Linked DNA regions of Homo sapiens: region 1 is linked to region 2. Evidence: read pairs that join two places in POLR2A ChIA-PET (ENCODE). Cell type or tissue: CD4-positive, alpha-beta T cell. All regions are shown on one strand. Links, peaks and the distances in the headings refer to the core of each region. The heading gives the core; the rest is flanking DNA. Region 1 has its middle 9.2 kb from the start of BAG3. Region 2 overlaps TIAL1 (TIA1 cytotoxic granule associated RNA binding protein like 1).

Region 1 (17,296 bases), core at 4,568-12,567, 60 kb after region 2:
TATGTACTTAAAAATTATTAACATTTAAAAAATCAAAATATAAGGCCGGATGTGGTGGCTCATGCCTGTAATCCCAACACTTTGGGAGGCTGAGACAGGAGCATTCCTTGAGGCCAGGAGTTTGAGACCAGCTTGAGCAACATAGTGCTTGAGCAACCTCACCTCTATGAAAAATAAGAAAATCAACTGGATGTGGTGGTGCACGCCTGTAGTCCAAGCTACTCAGGAGGCTGAGGCAGGAGGATTACTTGAGCACAGGAGGTCAAGGTATAGTGAGCTATGGTTGCACCACTGAACTCCAGGATGGACAACAGATCAAGATCCTGTCTCTAGAAAACAAACAAACAAACAAACCAAACATAAATAAGGAAAATGGTGTTAAATATTCTTTCTACTTACTAAGAACAATGTTTCTTTTCATTAGTGAAAAGTAATAAAGTTAAACCAGTTTGGTCTGTCAGGGTAAACAGCTGCTCCCTGGTAGAAGAATGTGATCTTTAGACACAAACAACAACAACCAAGAAAATCATTAAACTGAAGCCAAGTTTCCAGAGGGACCCAGGGGAAGTAATGAAAAGAATCCTTCAAAATGTAACAACACATTTTCTATAAAATGGAAATGGCTTTGGGGAAATGTTCTGAGGGGTTTGTTCACCACAGCTTGGGAAAAGAAAAACGTGTTTTCAAGCACAGCAAAAAGAACCTGTGTCCAGCAGCCAAGAGATGATGCAGAAACACTGGAGTCTGTAAAAGCTTTGATTCTAGAAAACTTTCTTTCCTTTTTTTTTTTTTTTTGAAACAGGGACTTGCTCTGTCACCCAGGCTGGAGTGCAGTGATGCAATCTTGGCTGACTGCAACCTCCACCCTCCATTTCTCAGGCTCAAGCAACCCTCCCACCTCAGGCTCCTGAGTAGCTGGGACTACTGGTATGTACCACCACAGTACACACTCAGCTAATTTTTTAACTTTTTTTTTTTTTTTTGAGACAGCCTCCTGAGTGGCTGGGACTACAGGCACGTGCCACCATGGCTGGCTAATTTTTTGTATTTTTAGTAGAGACGGGGTTTCACCATGTTAGCCAGGATGGTCTCGATCTCCTGACCTCGTGATCCACCTGCCTTGGCCTCCCAAAGTGCTGGGATTACAGGCATGAGCCACCATGCCCGGCCTTTTTTTTGTTTTGTTTTTTTTAAGACGGAGACTTGCTCTGTTGCCCAGGCTGCAGTGCAATGGCACAATCTCGGCTCACTGCAACTTCCACCTCCCAGGTTCAAGCGATTCTCCTGCCTCAGCCTCCCAAGTAGCTGGGATTACAGGCGCCCGCCACCATGCCTGGCTAATTTTTGTATTTCTTAGTAGAGATGGGGTTTCACCACATTGATCAGGCTGGTCTCGAACTCCTGACCTCAGGTCATCCACCCGCCTTGGCCTCCCAAAGTGCTGGGATTATGGGCATGAGCCACTGCGCCCGGCCCAAAAGATTTTTTATAGAGATGAGGTCTTACTATATTGCCCAAGATGGTCTTGAACTCCTGGATTCAAGCAATTCTCCTGCCTCAGCCTTCCAGAGCACCTGGATTATAGGCATGAGCCACCATGCCCACCTGGCCTAGAGAACTAACTAGACACTTCCAGAAGCCAGGAATACCCTATGCTTGCCTTATTTACCTTTGTATTTCAGATCCTACACACTGGCTAACACACAACAAGCACTCAATAAATATGAGGGTCTTAGTTCAAGAGCAAGGAAAGATCTGATAATGTGGCAATAACAATACACTACATTTTACAGTCAGTGGCAATTTAATGTTATTTCATTTCTCAACTCATCTCTGGGCAATGAGATTACAGATGTTCTTTTTTGTATTTTTATGCATTATCTGAATTGTTTACAAGGATGTATTTTGAAATAGAAAATAATAAACTTGACTCCCCATTAGGAAAAAGCAATTCTCATAACCATCATTGCCAGTTTTTTGACACCTTTTGGAAAAGGGTAGGGAATTAATTCTGCCATTGACTATAATTCAGCAGGAGGGCCAAGTGAATTCCTTCATTTCATAATATTTAATCAACACCAACTTGTGTTAAGAATGGAACTAGGTAGGCATGAGGAATGTATATGTGCTCCAAATACCAGCTTATGGCCTAAGGAGAGAGACAGACATTGAACACATACTGCCACTAACAAGTGTCCAGGTGCAACTGTGGCAGCTGCTATGGGAAAGGTAATAGAGCACCTGTGACCCTGAGATTGGTCTCCTGCTTGGGCCTAACTCCATATGTTTGCTCTTACAAATGTGTTTCCCTACCCAGAAGGCCCTTCCTTCTTCCTCCATATAGTCAAACTTGACTTTGCTTTGGAATCTTGCTTAAATCTCTAGTTCCTGTTCAAGGTCTGTCTGATTGGAGGCTTCCTTCGGGTAATGTCAGATAGCACCACCAAGATAATGCAATTCGTTAGGAGTTATATTAGCCAGGGTTTCCCAGAGAAAAAGAACCAACAGGATGTGTAAATATAGAGAGAGATCTATTGTAAGGACTTGACTCACAAGATTATGGAGGTGCAAATCCAAAGTCTGCAGGTTAGGTGGGCAAACTAGTGATTTAGGGAAGGGGCAGGGGCAGTCTGCTGACAGAACTTCTTACCTGGGGAGGTTTGTCTTTGTTCTGTTGAAGACCTTCAACTGATTGGATGAGGCACACCCATACTATGGAGGTCAATCTGCTTTACTTAAAGTCCACAGACCTTTTTCCCGCTTCATAAATCTTTCATTGGAATCAAAGACCACGGATTTAAATGTCAATCTTGGGCTGGGCACGGTGGCTCATGTCTGTAATTCCAGCATTTTGGGAGGCCAAGGCAGGTGGATGGCTTGAGCCCAGGAGTTTGAGACCAGCCTGGGCCAACATAGTAAAACTCTGTCACTACAAAAAAAAAAAAAAAAAAATTAGCCAGGCATGGTGGCGCATGCCTGCAGTCTCAGCTACTTCAGAGGCTGAGGTGGGAGGATCGCTCGAACCCAGGAGGCAGAGGTTGCAGTGAGCCAAGATCATGCCACTGCACTCCAGTCTGGATGACAGAGCAAGACCCTGTTTCAAAAAAAAAAAAAGTCAATTAATGCCATCCAGAAAACGTCTTCACAGAAATATCCAGTATAATGTTTGACTAAACATCTAGGTACTGGGGCCAACTGGACACATAAAATTAACTATCACAGAAGCCTTAACTCCCCAACTAGAGTCTACCATTTTAGAAGGCATGGATCAGCTCTTCCATGTCTTTGAAAGCTTCCATGGAGCCTAGCTGAGGGATTATTGTCAGGAGGTGTTCAAGAAATCCCTGAAGAGGGCTGGGCACAGTGGCTCACGCCTGTAATCCCAGCACTCTGGGAGGCCGAGGTAGGCGGATCATGAGGTCAGACCAGCCTGACGAACATGGCGAAACCCCGTCTCTACTAAAAATACAAAAATTAGCCAGGCGTGGTGGTGCATGCCTGTACTCCCAGCTACTTGGGAGGCTGAGGCAGAAGAATTGCTTGAACTCAGGAAGCGGAGGTTGCAATGAGCTGAGATCATGCCACTGCACTCCAGCCTGGGCAACAGAGCAAGACTCCTTCTCGAAAAAAAAAAAAAAAAAGAAATCTCGAAGCATATAAGAATAGAAGAATGAGATTTAACAGGCTCTCTGGAAGCAACTTTGTGCACCTTCTGGAAACAATAGAAGACATGTACCGGTACCTACTTAAACCTCAGAGTGCAATTCACATGGTGGCAGAGATCCCCAAAGCACAACCCTGATTCTTTCTCCATCCTGAAAACACTGCCCCACACCTTCTAAGACAGTAACGGATTTAGATAGAAATGACTGTCCATTTGGGTTTTAACTTAGCACAGCCCTAGCCAGTGAAGAAAAGACAAAAGAACAAGGCAGAAGAATATTGTGGCCTTGGAAGAAATTCCTGACACTGGTCTCTGACCATCATTTTATGACATGTGTACCTGTTTCAATCTTCATCTTCCTCTCAGCCTATTAAGTCATGCAGCGAGCTCCTACCTCTCACTTCCTTCTATCCCCGACCAAGCTTAAATCAGCCTCAGAGGCTGGAGATAAACCAGGCTCAGAGGAGGGGCCTGGTGGTTTCTCAGTCAATTTGCATTCCAAGCTCAAATTTTCATTTCTAAACCTACAATTTCATTTCCAGGCTTTCCCTTGGTTCCAGAGCTGGCTGCTGCTTAGGCGAGAGTGGGAGGGGGGGGCCTCAGTCAGAAATCTCAAGCAACTGGACCAGAGGTAGAATGCCTCAGGCCATTTTTCAATGCCAGTCCCCATTGTTATGGGTCCCACATCGACCTGGTGCTCTTGTTTAACCCCTTTTGCATCTGTAAAAATCATTTTCATTATCCCTTAGTCCCAGTGGAGAAACAGGCAAAGGATAGGTTCAGACTGTTCGCAGAAGAGAATTCCAAATGTCTCTGAACACATGAAAAGATGCTCAACAGGGGCGAAGTGCAGTGGCTCACGCCTGTAATCCCAGCACTTTGGGAGGCCGAGGTGGGCGGATCACGAGGTCAGGAGTTCAAGACCAGTCTGGCCAACATGGTGAAACCCCGTCTCTGGTAAAAATACAAAAATGAGCCAGGAGTGGTGGTGGGTGCCTGTAATCCCAGCTACTTGGGAGGCCGAGGCAGGAGAATCGCTTGAAACCACAAGGCGGAGGTTACAGTGAGCCGAGATCGCACTGTACTCCAGCCTGGGCAACAAGAGTAAAACTCTGTCTCAAAAAAAAAAAAAAGAAAAAAAAGAAAAGATGCTCAATTACACTCATCATAATAGAAATTCAAATTAAAAGCATAAGGGGAATATATCAGATTGGCAAAGATCAGAACATTAGCTAACACGGTCCGGTAAGATCATGGGGCCTCTTTCCAGCCAGCGCCGAGTGATGGGCATCTCTCAGGACAACTGGCACAAGCGCCGCAAGACTGGCAGCAAGAGAAAGCCCTACGACAAGAAGCGGAAGTATGAGTTGGGGCACCTGGCTGCCAACACCAAGATTGGCCCCCACCACATCCACACAGTCCGTGTGCGGGGAGGTAACAATAAATACGGTGCCCTGAGGCGGGACATGGGGAATTTCTCCTGGGGTTCAGAGTGTTGTACTCGCAAAACAAGGATCACTGATGTTGTCTACGATGCGCCCAATAGCAAGCTGGTCCGTACCAAGACCCTGGTGGAGAACTGCTTCGTGCTCACTGACAGCACACCGTACCACCAGTGGTATGAGTCCCACTATGCGCTGCCCCTGGGCTGCAAGAAGGGAGCCAAACTGACTCCTGAGGAAGAAAAGACTTTAAACAAAAAACGATCTAAAAAAATTCAGAAGAAATACGATGAAAGGGAAAAGAATGCCAAAATCAGCCGTCTCCTGGGGGAGCAGTTCCAGCAGGGCAAGCTTCTTGCATGCGTCGCTTCAAGGCTGGGACAGTGTGGCCAAGCCCATGTCTATGTGCCAGGGGGCAAGGAGATGGAGTTCTATCTTAGGAAAATCAAGGCCCGGAAAGGCAAATAAATCCTCATCCTTTCTGTCTTTGCCCATGGAATAAAGGTGTCTATTGTTCTGTGGCAAAAAAAAAAAAAAAAAAAAAAAAAGTCATGGGGAACGTGCACTCTGAACGCTACTGGTGCGAGGCTGACCTTCCCTGACCTCCTTGGAGACAAATTTGGCAAAATAACTTAAATTTTAAAACGCATTGGCCTGATGATGGAGCACTTCCACTTCCAGGTATTGATAGACCTACTCGTACTTTCTTGCAAAATGACCTGTGCACAAGAAAATACACTGAAGGCCAGGCACGGTGGCTCATGCCTGTAGTCCCAGCACTTTGGGAGGCTGAGGCAGGTGGATCATTTGAGGTCAGGAGTTTGAGACCAGCCTGGCCAATGGTGAAATCCCATCTCTACTAAAAATACAAAAAAATAAGCCAGGCATGGTGGTGCACGCCTGTAATCCCAGCTACTTGGGAGGCTGAGGCAGGAGAATCACTTGAACCCAGGAGGTGGAGGTTGCAGTGAGCCGAGATCATGCCATGCACTCCAGCCTGGGTAACAGAGTGAGACCCTGTCTGTCTGTCTCTGTCTCAATCTCTCTCTCTCTTTCTGTCTCTCTCTCTCTCTCTCTCTCTCTCTATATATATATATACATATATACACACACACACACACACACAATGCAGCATTGTTTGTAATAGCAGAAGATTGGAAACTATCTAAATATCTATTAATAGGAGACCAGTTCAATAAATTAGGAAGTACTGTACAGTCACTTAAAGGAGTAAAGAGGCTCTGTGTGGAGTGATATGGAAAATTTCACAGGAACATTGTTAAGTAAAAAGAGGAAGGTGAATGCCAGTGCACATGGCTATCATTTTACGAGTAGGAAGAACGTGCACATATATGTTGGTAAATGAATGGGAGACCCCCTGGAAAAACACCCAGTAAGCTGGAGACATTGGTTGCCTCTAGAGCAGGGAACTGGGAAGCTGGGGAGCATAGAGGAAGGGAAGTTTCTTTTTCTTTTCTTTTCTTTTTTTTTTTTTTTGAGACAGAGTCTTGCTCTGTGACCCAAGTTAGAGTGCAGTAGCATGATCTCGGCTGACTGCAACCTCCGCCTCCTGGGTTCAAGTGATTCTCCTGCCTCAGCCTCCCAATGAGCTGGGATTATAGGTGCCACCATGCTGGGCTAGTTTTTTGTGTTTTTTTTTTGTTTTTTTTTTTTTTGTATTTTTAGTAGAGACGGGGTTTCACCATGTTGGCCAGGTTGGTCTTGAACTTCTGACCTCAGGCAATCAGCCCACCTCGGCCTCCCAAAGTGCAGGGATTACAAGTGTGAGCCACTGAGACTAGCCGGGAGGTTTATTTTTCATCGAGTACCTGTTATGGGTTGAATTGTGAACCTCCCCCACCCCCGCCAAGTTATATGTTGAAGTCCTACCTCAGGACCTCAAAATGTGAGTGTATTTGGAAATAGTGTCATTGCAGATGTAATTAGTTAAGATGAGGTCATACTGGAGTAGGGTGGGCCCCTAATGTCCTTGTTGAAAAGGGAGAATTTGAGGCTGGGTGCAGTGGCGCATGCCTGTAATCTTAGCACTTTGGGAGGCTGAGACAGGAGAATCACTTGAGCCTAGGAGTTCAAAACCAACCTTGGCAACACAGTGAGACCCCATCTCTATATAAAAAAGAAAAAAGAAAAGGAGGCGGCCGGGTGTGGTGGCTCATGCCTCTAATTCCAGCACTTTTGGAGGTCGAGGCGGGGGATCATCTGAGGTCAGGGGTTTGAGACCAGCCTGGCCAATATGGCAAAATTCTGTCTCTACTAAAAATACAAAAATTAGCCAGGCATGGTGGCAGGTGCCTGTAATCCCAGCTACTGGGGAGGCTGAGGCACAAGAATTGCTTGAACGTAGGAGGCAGAGGTTGCAGCGAGCCGAGATCATGCCACTGCACTCCAGCCTGGGCAACAGCGCGAGACTCTGTCCCAAAAAAAAAAAAAAAGGGAGGAATTTGGACCCAGGCAGTCATACAGGAAGAATGCCATGTGAAAATGAAAGCAGAGATCAGCATGATGCCCAGCAAACTACTAGAAGCTAGGTGAGAGGCATGGAACAGAGTTTTCCCTTGCAGCCCTTAGAAGGCTCCAACCTTGCTGACACCTTGACTTGGACTTCTACAGTCCAGACCTGAGACAATGCATGTCTGTTGTTCTAAGCCACTTAGTTTGTGGTACTTTGTCCCAACAGCCCTAGTGAACTAATGCAGTCTCCTTTGGCACCTGGAGTTCTGTATCATGTGTATACTACTGATTATTGATTTAAAACTTTTTTCAACACAAATGTCTCCCGGAAGCCTTCCCAGATTCACTAGGCTGAGTTAGTTGCTCTGTCTTTTCGGCTCCCACAGCATTTTATCTGTATCTCTGCAATAGCACTTACCACGTTGTAATGTAACTTAACTCTTCACAGGGTTCTTGACTCCACAAAATCATTAACTCCTGAGCACAGAGGCTGAGCCTGTTTCATTCATCATTGTAATTCCAGAGACTGGCATCAAATGCTTGTTGGAGTGAATAAACAAATGGGTAACCAGACATTTTTCACTTCCCTCCTACATTCGTATCATTATTTATTGGTTTTTGGCTTGACAAGCTATCCATTCATTCATGTTTAGTCAGGGTGATATAATTGAAAACTGATCTTAAAGAAGAGGTCAGGAATGAAGGTGGTGACAGAGCCATGCTCTCTCTAGAAGACTCTAGGCGAGAATCCTACCTGCCTCTTCCAGCTTCTGGAGGTTGCAGACAATCCTCAGTGCTCCTTGGCTTACAGGTGCATCGCTCTGATCTCTGCCTTCATTGTCACATGGTCTTCTCCCTGTATGTCTGTGTCTCTGTATCAACATTTCCCTCCTTTTATTTTTATTTACTTATTTTTATTTATTTATTTTTGAGACAGAGTCTTCCTCTGTCACCCAGGCTGGAGTGCAGTGGCGCGATCAAGGCTCACTGCAACCTGCACCTCCAGGGTTCAAGCGATTCTCCTGCCTCAGCCTCCCCAGTAGCTGGGATTACAGGTGTGCACCACCACACCTGGCTAATTTTTTTGTATTTTTAGTAGAGATCGAGTTTCACCATATTGGTCAGGCTGGTCTTGAACTCCTGATCTCAAATGATCTGCCCGCCTTGGCCTACCAAAGTGCTGGGATTACAGGCATGAGCCATCGCACCTGGCCCCTCTTTTTATTTTTATTTTTTTGAGGCATAGGTCTCACTGTGTCACCCAGGCTGGAAGGCAGTGGCATGATACTGGCCCACTGCAACCTCTGCCTCCCAGACTCAAGCTATCCTCCCACCTCAGCCTCCCAAGTAGCTGGGACTACAGGCTCACATCACCACGCCCAGCTAACGTTTGCTTATTTTGTAGAGACAGGGTTTCGACATGTTGCCCAGGCTGGTCTCAAACTCCTGGACTCCAGGGATCTGCCTGCCTTGGCCTCCCAAAGTCCTGGGATTATGGTTATGAACTGGTGTCCTCTTCTTATGAGGACACCAGTCATTGGATTAAGGCCCACTCTAATCCAGTATGACCTCATCTCAATTTGATCGCATCTGCAAAGTAATCTCACATTCTGAGGTTGTGGGTAGATATGAACACATCTCACATTCTGAGATTGTGGGTAGATATGAACTTGTGGTGATACTATTCAATGCAGTTCAGCTGCTCAGCTAGGACTCACCTAAAAAAGAGAAGCAGCAAGAGGTGGAGGGCTGTTTTGCCTTGTGGTTAAATACAGGTTGCAGAATCAGCCAGACCTGGCTTCAAATCCTGGTTTTACCTGCTGGTCAGCTATGTGAGCTCAGGCAAGTTATTCAACATCTCCAAGCCTATTTCCTCAACCATGCAATGGGTTTAATAAAAGCCTGTGCTTCCTAGAGTTGCTGGGTAGATAAATGAGATCAGGACAGTGTCTGATATTAAAAAAAAAGAAAAAAGAAAAAAAATAGCTGAGTGCAATGGCTCTTGCCCATAATTCCAACACTTCGGGAAGCAGAGGCAGGTGGATTGCTTGAGGTTGGCAGTTCGAGACTAGCCTGGCCAACATGGTGAAACCCCATCTCTGCTAAAAACACAAAAATTAGCCAGTGTGGTGCCACACACCCATAATACCAGCTACTCAGGAGGCAGAGGTTGCAGTGAGCTGAGATCCCATCACTGCACTCAGCCTGGGCAACAGAGCGAGACTCCACCTCAAAAACTAAAAAGTAAAAAATAGTTAGCGTTTGATGCTAGAGTCCCCAGTACCATGGTTCCTGCCATTCTTTCAGGGAAGAATGTAGACAGTTAAATAGCTAAACAGGATGGTTTGTGATTAAAGGCCCAGGATGTACCTGCCACACAAGGTCAGAGAGCACAGGGCGACTGGGCTCAAGCAGGCACAGACTTTAACTTTTAATAACAAACAGATGCAAAGTTAGTGCTGCAATCTGAAACTCTGCAGCGAAGCCATATTGATTTCCCCTTCCACCTCCAGCAGGGCGTATTTATAGAGCTTATCATAGAAGTCTGCACAGTATAACCAGGCCGGACGTCTTCTATCCCCCTCAGTGCTAATACCTACTGCCTGTAGCCCTTCTCTCCCAGTGCACTCGACCATCAGGACATTAGAGAGAGGCCATGGCTTCCATCCAGATGGCCCTGGCCTCCTTTTATCTAGGCTGCCCCTAGTGGAAGGGCCCCCTGAGAGGGCATGGCTAGTGAAGGTGTGCATGGCTGCACGTGCCGATCTCTCACAACATCCCAAAAGCAAAAAAAACGACCTGGGATGACCAGCATTTTGCACCGATCAGGGAGAACTGGCTGTTCTCCTATGCTGGCTCTTGTGTTCCAATAGAAATGGATTAAATCACCCAGACGCTGAAATCTTGTGGTTGACATTTTCATTTAAAACTCACCATTATAGCTGGGCTTGAGTCCTCTGTCTGTGACCTGTGCTATGAGTCAGTCAGGCCTGGGCACAGCATTAATAGGGCTGATTTATAATCTTCCACAGCAGCCAGCTACGGCTCCTGTTTCCTCAGCATTGAGAAAAAATCATTCGCACAAAACGTTGTTTCTCAATTCTAGCTTTTTACATTTTTTCCCTTGGTGACAAGTGGGACTAAGCCGTTGATTCACTTATGTTTGAGCTCCTGGTTAATAGCGTGGGATCCGGCGTCAATTGCCACAATTCAAATCCCGCCTCCACAAATCAAGAGCCTTGTGTTAACGTCTCCAAACCTTAGTTGCTTCATCTGTAAAAGGAGAATCATAATAACGCCTACCCAGAAGGCTGCTGAGAGGATTGTTCCAGGCTTGGTTCCTCAGGAAGCTGACTATGAGAGGTAGCAAGCTGGACTTTATTACGGAATTCTCCTAGGAGCAACACAGGAAGCAGGACTGTGCAGAGGGAGAAGCTGAGCTGTGATGCAGTCCCAAAGAAAGCAGCAGTCAACCCCAGAGGGCGCTCTGGAGCCGGGGTAGCCCGTTAGCCCTATCCTGAGTTGGACCGAAGGGGCTGGGCCTCTAAGCCCCTCAATAAATCAGTCACTAGATGCAGGTTGTCCCTGGAGGGACGTGTGACCTTGGGCGAGGCAGTTTTCTTCAGCTGCATCAGTCCCCATAGGTAGCTGAGATTCAGCTTCCTACAGCATCCCCAACAGTAGGTGGAATAAGTCCCTCATCCCTGAAAGTGGATCTGGGCAGCACGCATCACAGCTTCTCCCATAAAAATTAAATGCAGTAATCCACACAAAGCCGTTCACACAGTACCTGGCATGCAGTAAATGTTCAATAAATGGTAGCCATTACAACTATTGTTGCTTTAGTAACTACTGTCTGTCAGGCACCATGCTAGAGGCTGGGGACCCAGTGGTGATTGACAAGTCTGCTCCTGCCCTCATGAAACTCAATCCATGGACACATTAGACCATCAGACAAGCAATTGCAATTCAGTGCAATTGACAGGGTGGCATGGGATGTATAAGGGAGCATGTTATAAGGAAAATGTTTATTTAGAAACAGAGTGCTTGTTCCTTGGTACGGCAAGGAAAAATTAGCATTTAGACAAAAAATTTTTTTTAGCAAGGCAATTTTACTTTCTGCAGAAAGGGTGCTCCTTGCAGATGGAACAATAGCAAGAGCACACTTGAACAAAGAAGGGAAGTAATTTTTATCCTTTATGCAGTTTGTCTCTGCTACTGTGTCCTGTCTCTATTGGCTGGAGCGGGACCTCACAGTCTAAATTAAATCCGACTTGCTAATAATTTAAAACTTTCTTAAATAGGTAAAAGCAACAGAGAACAAAGGAAAAGAGGAAGTTGCTTGCGAAAGGACTTAGAAAAGTAATAATATTTTTAAATAAGGAAGGGGCACAGGCTGCAAGCTGGAATGTGCCTGTGAGCACGTCTAGTACAAATATCTTGGTTAAAGTACAAGGACATAGACTGTACTTATTCTTTTTTTTTTTTTTTGAGACGGCGTCTCGCTCTGTCTCCCAGGCTGGAGTGTGGAGTGCAGTGGTGTGATCTCAGCGCACTGCAAGCTCCGCCTCCCGGGTTCACGCCATTCTCCTGCCTCAGCCTCTCGAGTAGCTGGGACTACAGGCGACGGCCACCACGCCCAGCTAATTTTTTTTTTTTTTTGTATTTTTTTAGTAGAGACGGGGTTTCACTGTGTTAGCCAGGATGGTCTCGATCTTCTGACCTCATGATCCACCTGCCTCAGCCTCCCAAAGTGCTAGGATTACAGGTGTGAGCCACCGTGCCTGGCCAACTGTACTTATTCTTTTATATCTAACAGCTACATAGGACAAGGCTTAACAAAGAGTTACTAGCACAAAGCAAGGAGGCTTGAAGGAAGTTTAGTCTTTAAAAGAAACTATTATTTTTAACATTTATGATTTATTCTTTAACAAGAAGGGAAGCTTCGAAGAGGAAACTTTTTACTTTCTGCAGAGCACCTATTGGGTTGGTGCAAAAGTAATCACAGTTTTTGCCATAATAGAAGGGACACATGACTCAGACCAGGAGGATGAAGAAGAGAGATGCCACAGGTAATACCTGATGATGAAGGGGGGTCAGCCAGGCAAAGAGAGCGGGAGGCCATTGGGTGTTGGAGAGAAGGGCTCTCCAGGTGGAGGAAGCAGGGTGGGCAGAGGCAAGGGCAGGCTGTGTCAGTGCCTGCATGATATGGTGCAGCAAGGCCAGCCAGAGTGCACACCAGGCTGAGGGGAGGAAGGTCTTGTGTACACCAAGCCAAGGAGTGTGGAGTCAACAGAGAGGCATTAAAGAATTCTAGGCAGAGAAGGGGCAAGGCCTGTTTTGTGCTTGAAAGATTGCTCTGGCTACCATGTGGGCAACGAATTGGAGATGAACAAGATTAGAGGCTGGTTTACGTGACCAACTGCTTACGCACACACACAGACACACACACATACACACATACACACACACACACACAAAGATTAGAGTCTGGGAGATCCATCAGGAGGCCGTGCCAAGATCCAGATGACAGGCAAAGGTAACCTGGACGGGTTGGTGGCACTAAAGACAGACAGGAGTTCACAATCAAGGAATATCTAGGAAGTGGAATCCACAGATTTAAGGATAATTAAATGGGCCAGGCACGGTGGCTCACATCTGTAATCTCAGCATTTTGGGAGGCCAAGGCAGGAGGATCACCTGAGGTCAAGAGTTCAAGACCAGCCTGGCCAACATGGTGAAACCCTGTCTCTACTAAAAATACAAAAATTAGCTGGGCATGGTGGCGGGTGCCTATAATCCCAGCTACTCGGTAGGCTGAGGCAGGAGAATCGCCTGAGCCAGGGAGGCGGAAGTTGCAGTGAGCCGAGATCACGCCACTGCACTCCAGCCTGGGTGACAGAGCAAGTCTCAAAAAAAAAGGATAATTAAATGGTGAGGGGCAAAAGAAATTTAGGGTTATGCTTAAGCTTCTGATCTGGGCAGATGAACTCCAGGAGGCCTAAAGAGGGAGTGTCTGAGGGCCTGGAGAAAAGAAAAAGCCACCGAGGACAGACATGATGCTCAGTATTCAACGTGGCTCAAAGCAGCTTCTTCCAGCCAGCTCTCCAAGACTTGTGTCTCTGTTTTAGACAAACCCTGCGGAAGTCCCTAGCGGAGGATAACTCTTCTGCGGTGAGCAGGTCTATGCACACCTACCCTCAAAGGCTGAGGAAACTGAGAAGCTGAAGAAAGAGGTGGACAAATCCAGTTTCTCAGAGAGAAACACTTAATAGGGACTTACAAACACAAGCCATGTCCTGGATGGCTGCAAGACAAGATGGCGGGTCCCTGCACTGTTACCCTGAAGTCCCAGGGCTTGTATACCACAGGGAATTCGCCACAGGCAGGATTTATAGTAAGTATGTGTTTACAGTAACACCAACGTTATTTTGACCGAAGGGTAAGTATGTGAAAATAGAAATCTTAGAGGCATTCCTGGAACGGGTTCATCAGAAACGAACATGGCAGATGAGCATCCAGGATGGAGCTGCTTTAGCCTCCAGAGCAACTGTCAGAAGCAGCTATGTTAATCCCAGAGTAACCTGCTTCCTCCCTGCTGCTTCTTTCAGGGGAAAAATGGCCAACACCACTTTCAGTATTTGTTTGTTTATTGAGACAGAGTCTTCCTCTGTTGCGCAGGCTGAAGTGCAGTGGCGTGATCTCAGCTCACTGCAAACTCCGCTCCCCGGGTTCCAGCGATTCTCCTGCCTCAGCCTCCCAAGTACCTGGGATTACAGGCACCCACCATCATGCCCGACTAATTTTTGTATTTTTAGTAGAGACGGGGTTTCACTATGTTGGCCAGGCTGGTCTCAAACTCCTGACCTCAAGTGATCCCCCCCACCTCTGCCTCCCAAAGTGCTGGGATTACAGGCATGAACCACCACACCCAGCCTCTGTGTTTATTTAAACTGTAGTTACTTAAACTGTAGTGGAAAGCAAATTGAGCAAGGAAGAAGATAGAAATAAAATTTCACTCTGGATTCAATCTTCGATAAACATCAACATTTATTGAATATGGACTCTGGGTTCAGGGCTGCAGACATAAGGAAGCATAAGGCAGACACTGACTAGTGAATTTGGGGGTCTAGTTCCTTCAACAGTAATATTTCCTATGGGAAACTAGTGCACTGACATTCGGGTTTATACACCTGTCTCTAACATGTTTGGTGACCTGCATCAGTCCCTGGGGCCTGATCATCACTGGAGTTACTGGACTCCAAAGCGGATAAGCATACTTTTACAAGTGAGAATCATTCCATTGGAAATGATAGGCAGGCCTCTCTGGCATTTTCTCCAGAAGGAGTAAGCTGAGGGCAGGAAGGGGCAGAGGTATTGACTGGGGTTCGAGGATATTCTCTGATTCCGAATTGAAAACTAGGCCCAATATTAGTTCAAAGCGTTTCTGGGGAAGGGAATGAGTCAGTATGTCTAAAGATCTAAAATGTCACCTCCCAAACATTCTCTCTTTCTGGAACACAGTCTCTCTTTCCCAGGGGAATTGGGGTGCTCATTGACGTTTGTTAAATAAAAGTTATAAGAGGTCACTGTTTTGGACTAAGCTCCTGCATTTGGCCTTAACAAACCCGACGAAAAATCAGAAAGGAGTCACTCATGCTAAAGTTCCACATCACCAAACCAAAACCAAGTTGTTATCTGACTTTCTGAGAAATCAGGAGAGGTGATAGTCTAATTTCCCAAACAGGCTACTTTCGAATGAGGGGTGAGGGTTGGGGAGTGACAGGAGGTGGCTGGGGGCACCAACTCCGTGCAGTCGAAAATCCCTGCAAAGCTGGGCGAGGTGGCTCATGCTTGTAATCCCAGCACTTTGGGAGACGGAGACGAGTGGATCACTTGAGACCAGGAGTTTGAGACCAGCCTGGCCAACATGGCAAAACCCTGTCTCTACTAAAAATACAAAAATTAGCCAGGCATGGTGGTGCACACCTGTAATCCCAGCTACTCAAGAGGCTGAGGCAGGACAATCGCTTGAACCCAGGAGGCAGAGGTTACAGTGAGCTGAGATTGCCCCACTGCACTCCAGTCTGGGAGAGAGAGCAAGAACCTGTCTCAAAAAAATAAATAAATAAAATAAATAAAATAAGAAAAGAAAGGAAAAAAGAAAATCCCTGCATACTTTTTTGTTTGTTTGTTTTTGAACTGGAGTCTGGCTCTGTCGCCCAGGCTGGAGTGCAGTGGCATGATCTTGGCTCACTGCAACCTCCGCCTCCTGGGTTCAAGCAGTTCTGCCTCGGCCTCCCGAGTAGCTGGATTACAGGCATGTGCCACACGTCCAGCTAATTTTTGTATTTTTAGTAGAGTTGGGGTTTCACCATGTTGGCCAGGCTGGTCTCAAATTTCTGATCTCAAGTGATCCGCCGCTTGGCCTCCCAAAGTGCTGGGATTACAGGCGTGAGCCACCATGCCCCGCCCCTGCATACTTTGAATCTCCCAAAACTACCAATAGCCTACTCTTGACGGAAAGCCTTGCCAATAACATGAACAGTCAATTAACACATATGTTGTATATGTATTATATGTATTCGTGCAATAAAGTAAGCTAGAGAAAAGAACATGTTAAGAAAATCATAAGGAAGAGATTTTACATTTACATAAGGAAGAGTAGTACACTTACTACTCATTTAGTGGACGTGATCATCATAAACGTCATCATCCTCATTATCTTCACGTGGAGGCTGAGGAGGGGAAGGAAGAGGAAGGGTTGATTCTCCTGTCAAGGGGTGGCAGAGACAGAAGAGGTGGAGGAGGTGGAAGGGGAGACTGGAGAGGCAAGCACATCGGTGTAACTTTTATTGAAAAAAAATCCATGTACAAGTGGACCTGCTCAATTCAAACCCATGTTAAGGGTCAACTGTACAGTAATCTGAAGTATGTAACCTGATGTTACATTTCTCTCAATCATTTCTCTCTTTCTTTCTCTCTCTTTCTTTTAAAGAGATAGGGTCTTGCTCTGTCGCTTAGGTTGGCATGAAGAGCAAAATCATAGCTCATGGCAGCTTCAAACTCCTGGGCTCAAATGAGCCTCCCACCTCAGCCTCCTGAGTAGCTGGGACTACAGGCATAAGCCACTGCACCTGGCTTATTTTTTGTTTATGCAGAGATGGGGGTCTTACTGTGTTGTCCAGGCTGGTCTCAAACTCCTGGACTCAAGAGGTCCTCCAGTCTTGACTTTCCAAAGTGCTGGCATTATAGGCATGAGCCATGGTGGCAAGCCCTCATCAGTTATTTTTCTATGATTCTGTCTCTCTGTCCCCTCCTTACAAGGAAAGTAATTTTGAAACAACCAATCCAGTCTTGGTTCTTTGTTTCTGCTTTCTTCAGCCCTTCTCTGTCTATAAAACCAACCTCTTCTGCTCAGCTCATGGGAGCACTTATTCTAATTTAATGGAGATGTTGCCCAATTTCTAGAATCACAAATAAGATCTTTAACAATAAAAGTTAAAAAATGAAAATCAACAACAACAACAACAAAAAAGATCTTTAAATGTGTTGTAATTTTCTCCTTTGACAGGTTACAAGTGCAATTGAATAAACCAAACAAAAAATGTCATGGTTATTCGGTCTTTACTTCCCAAATCAGGGTCAAGATATAAGATAGCAAGAACCAATCTCTACCATAAAAAAGATCCAGACCCAAGAAAATGTGATTTATCTT
Region 2 (11,198 bases), core at 2,441-10,440:
CCTTGGGGAGGCTGAGCACCAAATCCACCCATCCAAGCAGCAGAAGGTGATTGACTTGGAAGAAAAAGAAAAAATCTTCAGCAAACACAAGAAAAAAAAAATCACATATGTATTTACACAAAAATCAAGCAGAGCCTAATCACAGAATAGAAAACCAGAAATCAACACACCTACAACAAATAGAAAGATCAAAGAAATAAATGATATATGTGTAGAATACATATTCCAGTATTAGTCTTTGATATTTTTAAGATAACCACAACTTAACACACTGATGTCTGAGGAGTATCTGCAAACTAATTTTTTAAAAATTGTGAATGATTCAACACATCATCTATTACATAAGAAATTTTAAAAACAAGTTCATGTTGGAAACAGTCTCAAAGGAAGAAATCTGAAAATAAAGCTATGGGCTGGCCCTGGGCAGGGGAATTACAAAGGAGGAAACCACTCTATCAACAAAAGAAAAAAAAAAAAAAAAAAGGCCAGTTACTTTGTATCACACAAACCTCAGATTTCTCACACATACCACATAGGCATAAAACCATCAAACTTTTGAATATATCTGGACAAAGATCTTTTACATGCAAAAATAAATAAAAGTGTATCAGAAATGTAAATCAAATTCTACCAACTGCTTACAGGGATCATAGGACACACTAAATGTTACCCCAATCCCCCCTTTCCACCTAGGTAATGAGAAGTAATTTCTTAGCCTCATAAATCATATTTTGTTAGATTAGTTTCTATAATGCTCATAATGCCAAATAGCTCAATGTATATAATTAAAATAGATTCTCCCTAGGAAAACACACTTTTATTTATTTTGTCAGAACCATACGTTTCTATACTGGAAAAACCCAAACAACTTACTCTACTCCAAATCCTTGTTGATTCCATGGTTGCCCGTATACTCCATAAGGCGGTACTTGCCACCCATTTGCCATATACTGTCCATACTGTTGTGGGTTTCCATACACTTGGCTCCATTGGCCCCATTGACTATAGTCAACCTAGGAAAAAGCAAAGTATTGTTTTAGGGAACACATAAGAAACACCGTATATGAAGAAAGAGTGGGAGACAAGGAAGAGAAAAACTAAGTAAGCACCCTTATGTGAATAGGACTCTGTTATTTATCATTGTCTAAGTTTATTGGGGTGGTGACACCTGTGAAAAGAAAGTATTAAGATTCAGTTAATACCGCAAATAATCAATTTTGAAATACAATCAACTGAAAGTAGCTATATGCTTTATTTTATTGTTCATTTTACAGAGTTTCCAAAGCTTTTATGTGACATGTAAGATGGAAACCTTAAAGAATGCTATGAAAAATCGAATTACCTGTTGGAAGTTTTTAGTCATATCAGGAGATTCTTTACCCCAATAGCATTTAACCACATGTCCTTCAATCGTAGTACCGTTCACCGAAACAATGGCATGGGCTGCACTTTCATGGGTTGAAAATCTAAGAAAGAAAAATGATATGGTTTTGTCTTTTATTTTTTAAGAACCTAACACAATAAATAACATGGAAACTCATCAGTTTACACCTGCAAGTTGGTATTTTTTTTCTAAAGTACATTAGGTAGGTAGCTTAAACTTCTATACTGCAAAGAAGCACTAAAATAACAAACACTGATACCCTGGAGAACATAAGTGAAAGGAATGAATCAAATATAAGAGTAATAATGATATTTCAAGTAGAGTGTTACCTGACAAATGAATAGCCCTTTTCTGGGAAAACTCTTATTTCCATAATTTGTCCAAATGGTGAGAATGTCTGTCTCATAAGCTGATCTATAAAACAAAACATACAAATAAAACATGGCTGATGTGTATCATGAAATTCATATGAACAGTGATGAAGCTCCTCAGAGGTGATTAGAAAACCAAACATTGTACCTGTTAACCCAGACGCAATTCCTCCACAGTACACAGTACAATTTTTTGGACTTGACTGGTTTACTACATCTTCAAATCTCAACTGCTTAGTGTTGTCTGTATGCAGAAACAAAACAAAAACGTTGACTGTTATATTGTACTATGAAACTCTTCTGTTAATTACTATATACTATTAAGATATGCCTCAGGCCGGGCACCCAGCACTTTGGGAGGCTGAGGTGGGCAGATCACCTGAGGTCAGGAGTTCGAGACCAGCCTGGCCAACATGACGAAATCCTGTCTCTACTAAAAATACAAAAATTAAGGCAGGGCACGGTGGCTCACGCCTGTAATCCCAGCACTTTGGGAGGCTGAGGCAGGTGGATCACGAGGTCACGAGTTCGAGACCAGCCTGACCAACACGGTGAAACCCTGTCTCTACTAAAAATACAAAAATTGGCTGGGTGTGGTGGCACACGCCTGTAATTCCAGCCACTCAGGAGGCTGAGGCAGGAGAATCGCTTGAACCTGCGAGGCGGAGGTTGCAGTGAACTGAGATCGCACCACTGTACTCCAGCCTGGGTGACAGAGCGAGACTCCACCTCAAAAAAAAAAAAAAAAAAAAAAAAAAGATATGCCTCAATGGGAGGAGAAAACATAATTTTTCTTGATGCTATGATTTGACACAGACTTGATCTATAAAATCAGGTGATTCACAGCTCCAAAAATACTTATACCACAGCCCAATTATTTTCAGATAATGAAATATAAAATGAAATAATTAGAGTCTTGCAACACTAATTAAATACTACGTCAGCCTGGACAACGTAACCAGACCCTGTCTCTATAAAAAAATTACAAATTAGCTGGGCATGGTGGCATGTCCCTGTAGTCTCAGTTACTCAGGAGGCTGAGGTGAAAGGATCACTTATACCCAGGAGTTTCAGGCTACAGTGAGCTAAGATCATGCCACCGCACTCCAGCCTGGGCAACAGAGCAAGACCCTGTCTCTTACATAAATAAATTAGAAATTGAGACTAGATGAATACATGATACATGATTTTGTGAAGAATATAATTTTAACACACACAGTGGACATATCTTACTTTCTTGTGTACTTTTAGGTGCAGGTGGTTTACGAGTGGCCCAATTGGTTCGGATTTGACGACCACCCAACCACTGACCGCCCATATGCACAATCGCATTTTCTGCATCCTATGGATAAAAAAGAAAGCACAATCACAAAGAAAAGAGTGATAAATAAGACTCTGTAAGATGAAATAAAATATCGGCGCTGCTGGTTCCATACAAATCAGTAGATGAATTTACTAAATATCCTAAACAAAACGAAACTGAACTATTACCAATTAGAAAACGATTTGAACTTGAGATTCAATCTAAGCAAAAACAGAATACTCTGGCCCTTTATCTTACCACTTCAATAAAATGTAGATGACCTGTAATCCCAGCACTTTGGGAGGCCAAGGCAGGAGGATCACTTGAGATCAGAAGTTTGAGACTAGCCTGGCGAACCCAAGTGAAACCATGTCTCTACCAAAAATATAAAAATGAGCTGGGTGTGGTGGCACATGCTTGTAATCCCAGCTACTCAGGAGGCTGAGGCAGCGCGATCGCTTGAACCCGGGAGGTGGAGGTTGCAGTGGGCTGAGATGGCACCACTGGACTCCAGCCTGGGCAACAGAGCGAGACTCTATCTCAAAAAAACAAAACAAAACAAAACAAAACATTGATTTAAGTTATTGAAACTGCTTTAAAATCAAAGCCCACTTTATTATTTAATGTTACAGTTAATGCAAATGCTTACTTTGGTACCCCTTTTACAAAGAATATATGCAAAAATCAAGATGAATTGCTTAAATTTTTATTTACATAATTTGTTGTAGTCATTCACATCCCAGTTATATAAGAGTATGAATAATAATTTAAAAGGTAGAGTTAAAACTGAGATTTTCATGGTTAAAACTGAATATAATTTACCTAACCTCTAAATTCTCAGATTAGCTCATCTGTCCTAGACTTGGGCTTTACTTCTAAATCCATCTGACCTTTACCAATGTACAAACACAATTTTAATAATCTTCCTTATAGTATAATCATTCTTTTTCTAGCTATTTATTTTCGAGTTTATGAAAGAGGAATGAAATTATACTCTATTATTAAAACATACATAACATTACATAAAAGTTGTGTTTGTAGTTAACATTCAAGTATATTCAAGTTTCAGATTCAATACATTAAGTAACTAATGACTAAATTTAGTATTAAAAAATATAAATTGAGATGGAAGAACGTACCAGTTTGTTATAAAAAGATACAAAACCATAGCCTTTGGATTTTCCAGTTGCCATGTCTTTAACTACCCGGGCATCCCTGTGAAAAGAAGCACAGCTAAATGAGGGAAGTAAGAGCCACCCTCAAAATAAAAACTAAAAGGAACCACACACACTGTATTGTGAGCATTTTTAAAATAAAATTCCAGTTAGCCCTAATTAACTACAACCATTCCTGAACTCTCCCTAATGCTTCTTTACCTGTTAGAAAAAAGCAGTAGGACAAAAACATGTAATAAACATGCAACCTAATCAAATAGCCTGTGCTTTCTAAACTAAATGCTCAAATTTGAAGATTAATAGGAACAACAGTTTCCCTTTCTAATATTCTATTTACTAGTGTCCTCTAAGGTTTACTGATTCTATAAATTACTGTAACAATACTAACTACTTTACCATGCAATCTCTAAATAGTTAAATGTCTTCTGCCTAGTGATACAAAATATATGAAATATTAAAAAATTGAAAAAGAGGAAAAAATAGGAATTAAAAAGGCATACATGGCCTGTTAACAGATTTCTTTATTTTTCTTGGTCAATTCTCTACCATCATTTTGGAGTTTGGGCAGCTGTAAATTTTGAAAAATTGACATTTTCAGAAATTTAAGAAAGGAGAATAAAAAACTAACAACAATGCTAAGCACACCAGTACGAAAACAACAAATTTACACAGAAATTTTAGTGAGTAAGTTAAATGATTGGAAATATAGAACTCCACTGAATATAGAATGTTAAAATGTAAATACTAAAATATGTATATATAAATAATGTATAATAAGAATAAATAGAAATGAGAAAAAAAATCTACAACTGAGTTCCAGTGTGCACAGTTCCTTGCAGTTAGCCTTCAAGATCCTGTCCATTCTTATGAGCAATTCTGCAAAATAACCAGAATGCTATTACTTTTAATTGTGACTTGGACTTAAGAAAAACTGCAGGTCTCAGGTATAAATAAAGATTGAAAAACAGCAACCTGTATTATTTTTATATTGATTTTTAAAATAGTACTACTTACCACATTTAGATTAAAAAGCAAAGCAAATATCAAAACAGAAAGTTAAGAATTACATCTTTTAAAGAAATTAAATCTATAGAACAACAAATTGTATAGAGAAAATATTGTTGTTCTTAGTTGAAACACTTTCCTGTAAAGTAGTACTAAGATGTTTAATTTAAATCTACAGGAAATATACAAAATAAACTGATTTTAATCAGAAAGATAAATTATGATAAACATTTTCTACAATTCATAACCATTTTTAGTTTTCCAATATATTTTTTACCAAGTAACAACAGTAAAATCTGAGCATAAATTTGTTAAAAATCAAACCACATTTGCCTCTTAACTAGTAGAATCAAATATCACTAACAAAAACATCTAATTAATCCCACATTTATGACTCATACATTGAAACATTTTAATAGTATAATAGTACTTTTCACTTATAGCTAAAATATCAAAAACACATTTATCATAATAAAACATGAACATTTCCAATTTAATCACAATATATCCAAGGATTTACCTACTCTCCCCCATTTATAAATTCCTCCTATAAAAGTTATTGAACTCTTACACAGTATAGATCACATTTACTTTTGATTAACTCATTATCCTAAACCATCAAATTTTGAAAACATATGACAAAAAGCTAGACTTTATAAGTTTTACCATTCAAACATCTGCTTCAAAGATAACAAACAGAATCACTTAAATTTTTTTTAACATATTATACACAGGATTAGATGAAAACGAGACCCCAAGACACTGAAATGACATTAACATTTTCAACAACATCCACTACTCAAAACAAACCAAAATAAATAAATGAAAAATAAGAAACAAAACAAAACCATACTAACTAGAGAAAGAAAATCTTAATTCAATTACAAGTTAATCATATACAATTCTGCCTATCATGACTGAGTGTAGTACTGATTATGATACTTACGATATTTTACCAAAGGGGGCAAATGCTGATTTGATATCTTCTGTTGTAATTTCTGGACTCAAATCCCCAACAAACACATGGAAGTGATCTGAAATCAGAGCATTTGGTAATCAAATACTTAAGAAGTCAGCCACTAAAACCTTTTTAAGGCAACTCTAGAGGAGGAAAAAAAAACCTATTTAAGCTGGTAATGCCTCCTGGATAATTTCAGAACTCTTCCACAGTAAAATGCAGCAGGAGTACTTACTGGAAGTATCTTTTTTCTGGCTACTTGGTGTGGTTGCCCAGTTTACTTTGACCTCCTAAAAATAAAGATTATATTTAATAAAATTATTAGGCATGTCATGAGTTACAACACTTACCACTTATTAAATCATTTATCAAGCAGGGTTATTTTTGTAAAAGCACTAAGCTGAATAAAGCAAAACCATCACTCAGCAGCCGAATATCTGCTCAAAAATTTGCCTAGAAAGAATACAAACTAGTTTGACATGCAAATATATGTACTCATAAGGTGCCATCATCCTATTATCTTACCTTTCCCAAAATTTTTCTCCCATTCATAGCAGCTAATGCAGCAGCTGCATCTCTGTGTTCATAAAATTCCACAAAGCAATATGGGTCATTGCTTGTATGCTGCAAAACAGAAAATCCAACAGAAGAGTTGACCCTTCTGCTATCGGGTTGCTGAGAAGAAAATCCAGGAAAAAACATTACTGATAGCTGGGAATATACAAGGTGAGACTGCATAAGCTTATGAAAGCCTAACACTTTTTAAATAAGATTTAAAGCTAAACCTGACTTTGCACCTCAGAATACTGCTGAACTCAAACGGAACTATAAAAGCAGTTGTAGAATCATGAGCATCAGTATTAAATGAAAATAAAGAATTCTGGTGAAGTGTGTTAAATATAAAATAGAAGATTATATTAAACCAAACAAAACCTCAAACTCAGATCTGATGAGGACCACTCCTTACCACTACTTTCCTTCTCCAATATTATTTTTAAATTACGTTCTACTTATGCATCATAATCCTCTATAAGTGGTATCCCAGGATACAGAAATACAGCAAGAACCAACTTCATAAACTACTGATCAAAATTAGGATCAATACTACAAATGATGGAATTCTATGCTGCTACAAAGACTGAATTTTATTGATTTCTTTTCTGGATATGGAAAGAATGAAAATAAAAACAAGAAAACTTAAGCTTTATAACCAGCTACTGAAATGAATTCCCTACCTTCCAAAATAGTCTAATGTACTGAAGATTCTATATACTTTGAATTTGGTCTTCCAAAGATCAGAGAAATAACAGTGGTGATCAAGAAAAGAGGTTCTGAAAATGTATCTGAATAAAATATTCCAAGACAAAGCTATAAGTTTACATCATAAGAACACCATATAAAAAATCTATATTAAATATATTCTGCAACCCTGTGCTTGACAGTAGTTACCTAAAACACATTTATAAAGATGTGAAGAAAGTAGTACTACCTAAGCTATAGCAACATTCTCACCTGACAACCAAACTAGAAATGAATTTCTATGAAACTGCAACCTGTACTGAATAGCTGCACAACTGTACAAATACATATTTTTATGTAAGGCTAAAAACATTCATCATTATTCAATGTAAAATGCCCTATAAGAATAATATTTAAAATGTGGAATTCTAGTTGGACTTACAAGGGATAAATATACCAGATAAAATAAAGATCTTTTCAACCACAACAGTTTTTCATTCCAGGAAAGTTTTAGAAGAAAAATCCAAAATAAGACGTCTAAACAATAGTGGCAAAGGAACCAGAAGGCATTTCCTTGAGGGAAAAAAAGTGGGATCGTTAATACTGACAACAAAACTATGGGCTCTCATACAAAATCCTACTGTTGTAGCCACGTGAATGCTGTTCTTAAGAGGTAAAGAAAGGAAATGGGGGAAGACTTCAAATGAAAACACACATTTAAATTCTTGTAAAAGAGTTATTACATTTACCATAAATATTCATTGAAGAAAGGACATCAAAATAAATAAGAGGCTAAAATTGTGCTAGTTGAGTTTTCCTTTCACTCCTATCTCTTTTGCCCCAATGGTCTCTAAGGAAAACACTGATAATCACAGCAAAACATACAGGGGTCCAACAGCAGATCTATGATAATCCCATACACTTTAGGAAACTAGTCTACTCGTGAATACCAATTTCAAATCTATCTAATAGTAGGCCAGCTCCCAATCAATGTATGCACGTGCATGTATATATACACATATATTCACTGACATCACATATTTTATATATTCACATCACACTGCATATCATCTAATTTAAGACACCACTTATTTCTAAGTCACATCCCAACTGTCAGATATTAAAATTCTAAAAAAATTTGACTTAGAATCAATAATATATATTTGTATTATATAAGGAAAGCTAGAATCTATGATAACAACATCTAAAGTAAAAAAAAAATCATAAAACTATGGGGGAAAAAGGATTTTTCACATACTGAAATGAAATTTATGAAAGAAAAATAAATAGCTGCTAGATACTCTGCTAGAGTTTATACCCTCTGGAAGCTTCTTATTTACACCACCAAGTGACATCCTAAAAATCAATTATGGGCTGGGTGCAGTGGCTCACACCTGTAATCCCAGCACTTTGGAAGGCTGAGGCAGCTGGATCACTTGAGGTCAGGAGTTCGAGACCAGCCTGACCAACATGGTGAGACCCCCATCTCTACCAAAAATACAAAAAATTAGCTGGGTGTGGTGGCGGGCGCCTGTAATCCCAGCTACTCAGGAGGCTGAGGCAGGAGAATCGTTTGAACCTGGGAGGCAGAGGTTGCAGTGAGCCAAGATCGTGCCACTGCACTCCAGCCCGGGCAACAGAGCCAGACTCTGTCTCAAAAAAAAGTGCTCACGCCTGTAACCCAAGCACTTTGGGAGGGCGAGGTGGGCGGTTCACGAGGTCAGAAGATCAAGACCATCCTGGCTAATATGGTGAAACCTTGTCTCTATTAAAAATACAAAAAATAAAAAAATAAAAAATATTAGCTGGGCATGATGGCACGCACCTGTAGTCCCAGCTACTTGGGAGGCTGAGGCAGGAGAATCACTTGAACCCAGGAGGCCAAGGCTGCAGTGAGCCGAGATCATGCCATTGCACTCCAGCCTGGGCAAAAGAGCAAGATTCCATCTCAAAAAAAAAAAAAAAAAAAAAAAATCAATTATGGCTGGGTGCAGTGTCTCATGCCTATAATCTCAGCACTTTAGGAGGATGAGGCAGAGGCAGGAGGATCACTTGAGCCTAGGAGTTTAGGACCAGCCAGAAGTTCGGGACCATTGGTAACATGGTGAAACCAATCTCTACAAACACATTTAAAAATGAACTAGGTGTGGCGGTGCTGTCCCAGCTACTTGGGAGACTGAGGTGGGAGGATCACTTGAACCCAGGAGGTGGAGGCTGCAGTGAGCCATGATGGCGCCACTGCACTCCAGCCTGGAGGACAGAGTCAGACCCTGTCTCTTAAAAAAAAAAAAAAAAAATCCGTTATGTCCCTACCTTATTTAGCGTTGTCACCAATTTTTGTTGGATGACATAAATGTCAAGACAGAGAAATATGAGACTTTACAAGCTCAAATCTAGGAGTTCTAGAATATGGATGTTATGAAAATTCATTTCGAGTCCCTCTACCCTTCAAATAGCTGTATGTATACATGGGGTTTTAAAAAATAGTTAAAATAAATCTTTACAAATGTTTCTCAAAAATTTTCTAGTGAGTCTTTCCCCACTTTCTCACAACCCGTTCTCTCCTAAACCTACTTCTGTCAGCTTCCAAGCTAACCATGCCACTGAAACTGCATGTTGAGCTCAACAATGACCTCTCTGCTGCTTCTGTGATTCCTTTTCCATCCTAATCTTTACTTCCAAGCAGAATTCACTACAGTTGACCACCATCCTCCTTTAAACATTCTCTTCTGTCTCCTACCACACTCTGGTTTTCCTGTTTCCTCACTGTAGGATCTTTCTTCCCTTACTCAAACTCTAAATGTTGAGCTTGTCCAGGGCTCAGACCTCACGGCCTCTGTGCTCTTCTTTACCATCATTCTCTCTCTGTGAACTCATCTAGTCCCATGGCTTCATGGATTCAAATACCACTGCAAGCTTCAGCACCGGTCTCTCTAGAGTTGCAAACTACTTTATCCAACTGCCTAATCTAACGTCCACTTTGATGTCTAATTCATGTCTTAAATCTAACATCCAAAACACAATTTCTGATTCCCACCACTCCCCATGGTGACATCCATCAGGTCACCCCCACTTTAGCAAATAAATAGCATTACCAACTATACAACTGCATTAACATGAATCTTAGGGTATTTCCTGATTTCTTCCTTTCCCTATGTCCCACAGCCAACCCAGTCCTATCAATTCTACCTCCAAAATATATTCCAAATCTATCAACCTCTGTCCTTATCTTGACTTCGGCTAGCACTTTCGAGAATAAGCCTCCATCATCTCTTACCTAGACTAGTGAAGTAAATCCAGATGGTTTTTCTCCTTCTGCTCTTGCCCGCTACAATCTATTCTCCATAAAACAGTCATTCTCTACATAGAGTAGTAAGCTTAAATATGCAAATCTTGGCACCTCATCCCCCTGCTTAAGCCCCTCCACTGGTCTGCCACAGCAATCAGAGTAAAACCTAAACTATGTCATGGACCATAATGTCCTGTGATTCTGAATCCTGCTGTTAGACTCATTTCCCTTAACTCCCCTCCATCCCTCACCAGACTCTAGCCATCGGTCTTTGATTCCACAAACACAAGTTCATTACCAACTCAAGACTTGTATTTGCTGTTTCCTCTGCCTCCAGCTCTTACCATAGATAGCACCATCTTGTTATTCATCTCAGCTCAAAGAGGTGACATCTCTCATCACCTAGCCTATATAGCACCAACCCTCCAATCATCACAGAACTCTGTTTTATTCTCTTCATGGCTTACATCCCTA

Evidence for each region. ChIA-PET counts read pairs that join two places held together with the same protein. Peaks named below come from ENCODE experiments on the same cell type or tissue, not always from the same donor. Only the 100,000 strongest peaks of a DNase experiment are listed, where the experiment ranks them.
Region 1: POLR2A ChIA-PET joins it to region 2 with 20 read pairs; 23 of 35 experiments call an interaction of 5 or more read pairs at or near these places.

Annotation. Positions count from the first base shown.
Region 1 is chr10:119,633,509-119,650,804 of GRCh38, forward strand. It overlaps the pseudogene RPS8P4. Among named protein-coding and RNA genes, the nearest start is that of BAG3, 9.2 kb to the right of the region's middle. RefSeq lists silencers at 716-916, 3,396-3,619 and an enhancer at 17,010-17,296. In CD4-positive, alpha-beta T cell, for the core only: no CTCF peak of the experiment used is centred there; DNase peaks (open chromatin) are centred at 9,243 and 11,066.
Region 2 is chr10:119,575,738-119,586,935 of GRCh38, forward strand. TIAL1 (TIA1 cytotoxic granule associated RNA binding protein like 1) reads right to left here. Exons shown (of 12, transcript NM_003252.4): 3 at 6,722-6,820; 4 at 6,432-6,486; 5 at 6,185-6,272; 6 at 4,198-4,273; 7 at 2,989-3,097; 8 at 1,904-1,999; 9 at 1,714-1,798; 10 at 1,343-1,466; 11 at 874-1,013; 12 at 1-54. Among named protein-coding and RNA genes, the nearest start is that of TIAL1, 16 kb to the right of the region's middle. In CD4-positive, alpha-beta T cell, for the core only: no CTCF peak of the experiment used is centred there; no DNase peak of the experiment used is centred there.